2 separate regions of the Mus musculus genome follow, and region 2 is linked to region 1. Evidence: chromatin contacts called from ENCODE Hi-C or POLR2A ChIA-PET data. All regions are on one chromosome and are shown on one strand. The core of a region is the stretch at or near the end of the contact, and the rest is flanking DNA. Distances in the headings are between cores, read along the strand shown.

What was found. Hi-C counts contacts between places; a loop is a spot of excess contacts on that map. ChIA-PET counts read pairs that join two places held with the same protein, here RNA polymerase II (POLR2A).
Region 2: a loop to region 1 is called in a map of v-Abl transformed pro-B cells, with 2.3 times the contacts of the local background. The contact joins the promoter of Eif4ebp2 here to the promoter of Sgpl1 in region 1. A Hi-C loop is called at or near these places in 1 of 37 maps with a recorded cell type or tissue (v-Abl transformed pro-B cells). POLR2A ChIA-PET finds 5 or more read pairs at or near these places in 1 of 5 experiments (embryonic stem cell).

The regions. Positions count from the first base shown.
Region 1 is chr10:61,145,233-61,149,772 of GRCm38, forward strand. It overlaps Sgpl1 (sphingosine phosphate lyase 1), which reads right to left and starts at 2,452. Exons shown (of 15, transcript NM_009163.4): 1 at 2,291-2,452; 2 at 1,026-1,099. The coding sequence starts at 1,052.
Region 2 is chr10:61,450,671-61,455,210 of GRCm38, forward strand. It overlaps Eif4ebp2 (eukaryotic translation initiation factor 4E binding protein 2), which reads right to left and starts at 1,999. Exons shown (of 3, transcript NM_010124.2): 1 at 1,732-1,999. The coding sequence starts at 1,876.

The DNA.
Region 1 (4,540 bases), core at 1,202-3,701:
ATATATTAGAGGAAAGCCAACAACTTCTCATTGTAAGAACTGTTCTAACTGTTCTCCATTAACCACCCAATATGCCAACAGCAATTGTCTCTTGGTAATCTATTGTTGCAAGGAGGAGGTGAAGGGGGATGAAGAGATTAGATTCTTTTTATTTAGTTTCTAACAGTTTTAAACGTAATTCTCTTGTAATAAAAATTTGAAGTTAATAAGGCTATTACCTACTGAGAATTCATAAAATTTGGGACAAGAATCTATTTTCAGTAGACTTTTCATTAGGCTGTGAAGACTAAGCAAGTATTCCTGTCTTTCATCTGCACTATACAGACTTCAAGGTCAGCTCCAGCTTCCTAAGGTGTTCTCAGACATCCTGTAGTGATATGCTGTCTCCAAGAGCCCAGCATGATGGTGCACTGAGAAGGTTGAAGGATTGCTAGTTCAAGGCCATCCTAGGCTACACTAAGAGCTTCTGCCTCAAAAAGAAAACAAGCTCATTAATCCCAGCACTCAGGAGGCAGAGGCAAGCAACCCTCTTAGAATTCTAGGCCAGCCTGATCTACATAGCAAGTTACAGGCTAGCCTGGACTACATAATGAGCCCTCCATCTCCAAGAACCAACCAAAAGAACCCAAACAAACAAACAAAAAAATCCCAGCACTAGGAGGTAGAGGGAAATGACTAAAAGTTCAAGGCCAAGTGTACCTGCTAAGTTCCAGGCCACCCTGAGTTCCAGAGGCAGCCATTGTTTCAGAAACAAAACAAAAGCAATTGCTCTAGTGGTAGGAGAAGAAAGAGAGAAAAGCCGTGAGCAAGGGCTGTAGAAAGATCCTCAGGGAATTTCTAAGTTCTGCATCCACCGTATTCATCCATTTATTCACCCCGAGCATTCACGCCAGTTTCCAAAGCAAACAAAACAAAAAGAAAAAAGTGGCAGCGAATGCTGAGCTTTGAGCAAAAGCAAGGCATCGGAGGGGAAGCGGTCCCATGACTCAGAGCCTTCTGAGCGAGAGAGAAAGGATCCGACTCACCAGCTTGAGGAGGTCGGTTCCGGGCATCTTCCTCTGCAGCCGGCTCCCTCCCCGGGGCTGCCCTGCCTCTGCGTCTGCAAAGGGGAAACGCAGCTGTTTACTCGGCAGCCCGGCCGGCGCTGCCCCTCCGCGGGATCCCCCTGCCGGCTTTGGCAGCGCTCCAGCCGACCCCGGCACCCCGGAGCAGTGGAGCCCGCGGCGTGCACGCGGGGACACGCCCCTTCCCCGGGCCCACGGCAGCGCCGCCGCCTCTCGGCACAGCGGGACCCGGGACTCCTCCAGCCCGGCCTGCCTTTCCCCCGCGCCCCTGTAGCCTGGCGCCACTACTCAGCCCCGGCCACAGACTCGAGCCTGGGTCTCTCCGACGCCCCACAGCAGTCGGGAACCCACACCCCGCAGCTCGGCTCCCCATCAGCCCGGACCCAGCCCCCTCAGACCAGGCCCGGCTCCCCTCAGCCCGCCCCCTCTTAGCCTGACTCCCTTAAGCCCAGGACCCTCTCAGCCTGGGCCCTGCTCCCCTCAGCCTGGGCCCCGCTCCCCTCAGCCCCGACCCCGCAGCCCCGACCCTGCTCCCCTCAGTCTGGGGCCCGCACCCCTCAGTTTGCTCCTTCTCAGCCCGGCTCCCCCTCAGCCCAGGCGCTGCTCCCCTCAGTCTGGGCCCCGCTTCCCTCATCCCACCTCTCCCTGTGCCACGGACCTGCACCCCTCAGCTCAGCTTCCTCTCAGCCCACTCCCTTTCAGCCTGAGCCCTGCTTCCCTCAGCCCGGGCACCGCTTCCCTCAGCCCGGCTCTCCCTCAGCCCGGCTCCCTCTCAGCTCGGGCCCCGCTCCCCTCAGCCCAGGACCCTCTCAGCCTGAACCCTTGCTCCCCTCAGCCCGGTCCCTGCTCCCCCTCAGCCCGGGCCCCGCTCCCCTCAGCCCAGCTCTCCCTCAGCCCGGCTCCCTCTCAGCTCGGGCCCCGCTTTCCTCAGCCGCGCTCCCCTCAGCCCAGCTCTCCCTCAGCCCGGCTCCCTCTCAGCTCGGGCCCTGCTTTCCTCAGCCGCGCTCCCCTCAGCCCAGCTCTCCATGAACCACAGACCTGCCTCCCTCAGCGCAGCTCCCCACAGCCCGGTTCCCTCCGCGCAGCTCCCCACAACCCAATTCCCTCTCGGCTCCCCAACCACAGCTCGGCCTCCCTCCTCTCCCCTCAGCCCGGGCCCGGATCCCTCCAGCTCCTCTCGGCTCCCCACTGCTCCCGCCGGGTCCAGCCCGCCGCGGCAGCTCCACCTCCTCAGGCTGTGGACCCGGCTCCTTCTTTCCCCGCAGAGGCTCCGCTGGCCGCCGCCCACCTCACGCGCCTCGGTTCTGCGAGCGACTCACTCGCTGGCCACGGGACCCGGGTTCCCCCTTCCGCCGCCGCCGCAGAGATTGGAGGTGCGCCGCCCCCGGCCCCGCCCCTCCCGGAAATGGCCTTGGGGTACCCGCCCGCCTCCAGGAGCCCGGGCCGTGCGCGCCCTTGCCGCTGTCGGGCGCGCGCACGTCCGACGCCGCGCTGGGCTCGGCTCGCCCCGCAGCCCTCCGCCCGCCTACTGCTGGGTCCGGGCTGTGGTGTCGGGGGAACTCAGGCGAGAGTTTGTGGCCAGGGCTAAGTAATGGCGCCAGGGTTGAGAGGCTCGGCGCCAAGGTTCGGGGCGCCCAGAGCCGTGTGGGCGTGCGCGCCGCCTGCTGGCCGGGTAGGGACTGTGTCTAAGCCAGATAGGGTGTCTAGGGGTCTCACCTTTCGCCAGCAGCTGGCCCTGTGAGTTTACAACTTCTTCAGGCTACTCTTTGTGTTTGTCTTTTGTTGCTATTGTTGTTTGTTGTTGTTTTGTGATGCAGGCTTTTTATACTAAGTTGCCGAGACTGGCTTTGAGGTCTTTCTGTAGGGCAGTCAAAGGCTTTGATCTAGGTTTTCTCCCGCCTCATCACAGCCTTCCAAAAATCTAAGGTGACATCTCTCTTAACAATTCTTTGTTTTGATCCAAGTTCTGACTTAGGTCATGCTGGCCCCAAACTGGTCCTGTATCTTAGGATAACTTTGAACTCACAATCTTCCTGCCAGCCACTACACTCAACAGTTTAGGGGCTGGTTAGTGTTTGAGACAGGGTCTCACTCTGTCGTGTAAGCTATAAACTGGCCTTGAACTTGAATCAATCTTCCTGCTTTAGGCTCCCAAGTACTGAAATTATACCCATAAAAAGCTGGTTATGTGAAGTGATTGGGGAGGGAGGGCTCAGTGAGGCTGGGTCCCAGCACCCACTTAAGATGGCTCCCAAACACCACTCCCGGTCCATGGACTCTGACATTGTCTTCTGGCCTCTGAGGCCATAAACACACACACACACACACACACGCTTACACATAAATAAAAATAAATGCTTGAAATAATTAACTTGAACCTGGTGTGGTGGTTTGTTCCTGTAATTCCTGAGGCAATTTTGAAGCCAACCGGGGCTTCAAAATAAGACCCTATTCCCCACCCCAACCCTTGCATTCTGGACACAATTGGTCACTTCCAGCCAGTGTCTGCAGACAAGACTAATCTGAGCAACCACCTAACCTGGGTCTTTAAAGGAAGAGCTTTGAGATTTTACTGTTTTAGGGTTTCTATTGCTGTGATGAAACACCATGACCAAAGAAATATGGGGAAGAAAGGGTTTATTTGGCTTACACGTCCAGAGCACTGTTCATCAACAAAAGAAGTCAGGACAGGAGCTCAAACAGGGCAAAACCTGAAGGCAGGAGCTGATGCAGAGGCCATGAAGGAGTGCTGCTTACTGCCCTGCTCCTCATGGCTGGCTTGCTTATAGAACCCAGGACCACCAACCCAGGGATAGCACCACCCACAGTGGGCTGCGACCTCCCCCATCAATCCCTAATTAAGAAAATGCCCTACAGGTTTGCCTATAGCCTGAATCTCATAGAGGCATTTTCTTAATCAATATTCCCTCCTCTGAGATGACTTTAACTTGTGTTATGTTCACTGAGTGAGCAAGGGGTTGGCCCTTGGTCTCTTTTCTGTGTTGGAAACTTGATTTTCCCATCAAGGTTAAAGATGTCTGAATGAAAAAAGCATGTCAACTTGGTTAATGGAAATAATACCACCCCAGCCTTCACTTCCCCAAAAGAAATAAACAGAGGGCAAATGGTATAAATACTGGGCAGAAATGTTTTTTTCAGAAGCAAAGCTGGCAAGCACTACAATTCAAGTGGAAGGACCCCCAAGGTCACAAAGGTCACCCTTCACACTAGGTTGGGGGAAAAAAAAACCCCGAATTGACCTTTCAAATAGGAATGACTACACTGAAGTGCTGGAGCAGGTGACAGCACAGTGACAGCAGTGACAGCCAACTTTGCCCCCTTGTGAATGCTGATACTCAAATGAGGGTGTGGTTAGCAATGGCATTCTTATCTCCACCTAGTGTGTCCGAGATGGGACATTTTACCTCCTCTGCATCCCGTGACAGCACCCAGTCTCCCTCTCACAGCAGTTAAGA
Region 2 (4,540 bases), core at 749-3,248, 300 kb after region 1:
AAACTGTTTCAAGAAAAGCAAGAGGAAAGGAAGAGAGAAGGAAAAGACCATATAAGGAAGCTGTCTTCAGCCAGGCAGTGGTGGCTCACGCCTTTAATCCCAGCACTCGGGAGGCAGAGGCAGGCAGATTTCTGAGTTCAAGGCCAGCCTGGTCTAGAGAGTGAGTTTCAGGACAGCCAGGGATACACAGAGAAACCATCTTGAAAAACAAAAATAAACAAAGCTGTCTTCAGCAACTTAAACCACTACCCTCTCACCAGATCTCCACTGTCTTTCCTTAAACCTGGCTCTCTCTAAGGAGTGCAGCTTCCCTCCTGCCTGGGTCATTTGGAAGGTCTTTCCGGACATTTATGCCTTTCTGCCATCCCTTTTCTGGACCGGCCTGGCTGGATCCTCTGCCAACTTTTCTCCTAGATGTTTGCTTTGATTTTTTTTTTTTTTTTTTTTTTTTGCCCCCTTCCTTGTTTGGTTGGTTTTTTTGTTTGTTTTTTTGAGACAGGGTGTGACACTGTAGCACAGGCTGTCTTGGAACTCTTTTTTTTTTTTTTTTTTTTTTTTTGAGACAGGGTTTCTCAGTATAGCCCTGGCTGTCCTGAAACTCCTCTGTAGACCAGGCTGAACTCCAAATCCGCCTGCCTCTGCCTCCCAAGTGCTGGGATTAAAGGTGTGTGCCACCACTGCCTGGCCTTGGAACTCATTATATTGCCAGGGCTAGCCTTAAACTGCCATTCTCCTACCCCGTCTTTCTGGAGTAGTAGGGTCACAGCCCTAACTACCACACACAGCCTTCTGGACTGCTGTCTCTTGGTGTTGGCAAGGTCCCCTTACTCTGTGCCTTCCAATTGCACAAGATTCCAGGATGGCCAGGCCCACTTTTAAGTGATTGGTTAGGAGTCCTGTCTCATGATCAGCGATCTATAGACTGTAAGGGCTGCTAACCAAATCTTCACCCTCTAGCTGAAGCCCAGCCCCCGGGGTCACCAAAAGAAGGCAAAGTTCTGAGATTAGGGACAGAAAGCCAGTTCCCTTCATGAAGGCACCGGAAGAACCCCTTCCAGGCTCCTCCCTCTTAGAGAACAGCCCAGAAAAGAGACAAACAACCTTTGCGCTTCCTCCTCTCGTGACCAATTCAACATACTTTATTTACCTCTTCTCCAGTGATAGTAAACGGATCCCGGCCATCTTTTGAAAAGCAACTTCAGGAACCTCCCTTTGCATCGCTTTTTTCTACAAGCCCTTTCCCTAGGATCAAGCAACCTAACCCGACTAGTGTGTGCTGTTTGACAAAGCACCTTTAAAACCGCTCTTCGAAAGCCCTGATCTGAAACCTGACAGCGCCTCTACCAAAGCCAACAACTTCTTGGATACCAAAGGAGCTATTTTACACGTCCCACTTGTGGGAGCTGGGGCTCCCCCAACCTTTGATGACTCCTCTAACAAAGTAAACAATGCTGTCAAAGGAGGCTAACACTGGGCGAGGCATGCAGAGTGCATGCCAGCCTCGTCTCGGAACTCTCGGCGCAGCCAGACCAGTCATCTTAGGCTTCCGCGCCAGGTCCGTCTCCCCGACTTCCCTCTCCCCAAAGCCCGTAGGACAGCTCCAGAGGCAAGCCCCGCTGCGCAGAATGCACGGTCTGCAGCACACCGTACGGGCAGCGGGGAGGAAGCTGTTGGTCGAGCATGCAGTGCCACGCGCCAGCCGTGATGGCGGGCAGGCCGGGCGCGGCTCACCTCCCGGCGTTGTGGAGAACAGCGTCCCCCCGGGCGTGGTGCAGTAGTCCTGAGGTAGCTGCGCGGCGTCGCTGATAGCCACGGTGCGCGTGGGGATGGCGCGGCTCTGGCTGGGCTGGTGGCTACCACCGGCCGACGCGGACATGGCTCCGACGCGGGCTCGAGGCTTTGTGCAGCAGCGGCGGCGGCGGCGGCGGCGGCGGCGGCGGGGCCGGGCGGCTCTGGCTCCTCACGCTCGGCTCTCAACTCGCCTGCTCTCGCCCGGTCGTCCCGCTGCGATACCGCTCCCGCTGCCGCCGCCGCCGCCGCCGCCCGGTCCTCCGGCCTCCGCCTGCAGCCTCAGCAGCAGCAGGAGCAGCAGCGGCAGCAGCGGCAACGATGACTACCGGAAGCGGTCGAAGGCGGGAGCAAGGGGTAGTAGAGGGAGGGACAATATGGAAGCCGGACGTGACGTTGGAGGGCGTGTCTGAGGCGAGTGGGCGGGTAGCTGGGGGCGTGACTGAGGCAGCCGAAGGCTAGAGGCAGAGGGTGAACCCGGAAATCCGGGAAAAAGGAAGTGTTGAAGGGTGGAGCCTTAGGGTGGGCGGGACTTTGAGGGGCGGGGCTGAGTTCAGAGGAACATAATAGACTCCCAGTGAAGCTGAGTGTAGGTGATTAAGGCACGCGGGAGGGGGGGGAAGCGGGGTGTGTGTGTGTGTGTGTGTGTGTGTGTGTGTGTGTGTGTGTGTGTGTGTGTGTGTGTGTGTGTGTGTGTGTGTGTGTGTGTGTGTGTGTGTGTGTGTGTGTGTGTGTGTGTGTGTGTGTGTGTGTGTGTGTGTGTGTGTGTGTAATTGTTTGTGGTGTGTAAGTGTGGACTAACAGTACTTTCTTAGGGCTTACTTCATATTCCCATCTATATCTAACCATTAAAAGTATAACTCGGGCTGGAGGGATGGCTCAGTGGTTAAGAGCACTGTCTTCTAGAGATCCTGAGTTCAAATCAGCAACCACATGGTGGCTCACAACTATCTGTAATGGGATCCGATGCCCTCTTCTGATGTGTCTGAAGACAGCTACAGCGTACTCATATACATAAAATAAATAAATAAATCTTTTTAAAAAATTATAACTCTGGGAGCCCACAAGATGGCTCAGCAGGTAAAGAAAGGCATTTGTCACCAAGCCTGCAGACCTGAGTTCCACCACCCAGAAGCCACAAGGTGAAAGGGGAGACCGACTCTCCCAAGTTATCCTCTGACTTCTCCACTAGTCCATGAGCACCCATCTGCCTGCCCATAAATAAATAAATGTAATCAAAGTTTTTGTTTGTTTGTTTGTTTGTTTGTTTCGTTGGTTGGTTTTTCGAGACAGGGTTTCTCTGTATATCCTGGCTGTCCTGGAGCTCACTTTGTAGACCAGGCTAGCCTCGAACTCAGAAATCCACCTGCTTCTGCCTCCTGAGTGCTGGGATTAAAGTCGTGCACCACCACACCCAGCTAATCAAAGTTATTTTAAGAAGTATAATTTTAATTGCTCATTATTAAAGGAAAGCAATGCGTACACGATGAACTAAGGGTTTAACCATCAATGACTCTGAGGAAGGGCTCAGTAGTTAAGAGCGCTTGTTGCTGTTGCAGAGCACCGAGAGGACCAGAGTTTAGTACCTAGCACACTTGTAGTGGCTCAGAAGCACCCATAACTCCAGTTCAGGGAATCTGACCTACCTTATCTTCTGATCTCTGCAACACCAGGCAGAGATGTAACATGATGTAACATGATGCATTTACATATATGTAGACAAAGCACTACAAGAAATAGCAGGATAAGCCGGGCATGGTGGCGCACGCCTTTAGTCCCAGCACTCGGGAGGCTGAGGCAGGTGGATTTCTGAGTTCGAGGCCAGCCTGGTCTACAGAGTGAGTTCCAGGACAGCCAGGGCTACACAGAGAAACCCTGTCTCAAAAAAAAAAAAAAAAATAGCAGGATGGTTAGGAGTGTAAGGTTCACCTAAGCTTCACAACTAGTTTGAGGCCAGCCAGGGATACAAGAGACTGTCTGAAAAACTAATGAAAAGAACAAGATGAGGAGACAGGTCCACTTGTAAGATTGCTTACTATGTAAGCATCAGGACTTGAGTTCAATTCCCATCATCCACATAAAAAAAAAAAATTTTTTTAAAGTCCAGACATTCCAGCACTTGGGAGGCAGAGGCAGGTGGATCTCTGCGTTTGAGGCCAGCCTGGTCTACTGAGTAAGTTCCAGAACAGGCAGGACTACACAAGAGAAACCTTGTCTTGAAAAGACAACAACAACAACAAAAACCCAAGGCCGTATATGAAGCATCCCCCATGCTGTGGAGAGCAGAGGCTGGGGTTATAACTGGGGCTTGCTGGTTTCCACCCCAGCTCAAAGTTCAATGAGACCCTGTTGCAACGTATCCTGGTTAGATTTTTTTTTCCTTAACTTGACACAAGCTAGAGTCCTCTGAGAAAGAAAACCTCAATCGAGACAGTGTCTTCATCAGATTGAGACCTTAGGTGATCCTGTGGGTGGTACATTTTCTTCTTCTTTCTTAAAATTTTATTTATTTGTTTTTGTTTTGTTGTTTTGCTTTTTAGTATAGAATAGAGTTTATTCAGGGGATGGGGAGGAGAGTTGAGAAAAAGTGTGTGTGTGTGTGTGTGTGTGTGAGAGAGAGAGAGACAGAGAGAGAGAGAGAGAGAGAGAGAGAGAGAGAGAGAGAGAGAGAGAGAGAGAGGCCAAAAGCATGTGGAGAGAGAGAGGGGAAGGAGCTCCTTGTGTATTTTTTAATGTAGGAATGTTCTTTCTG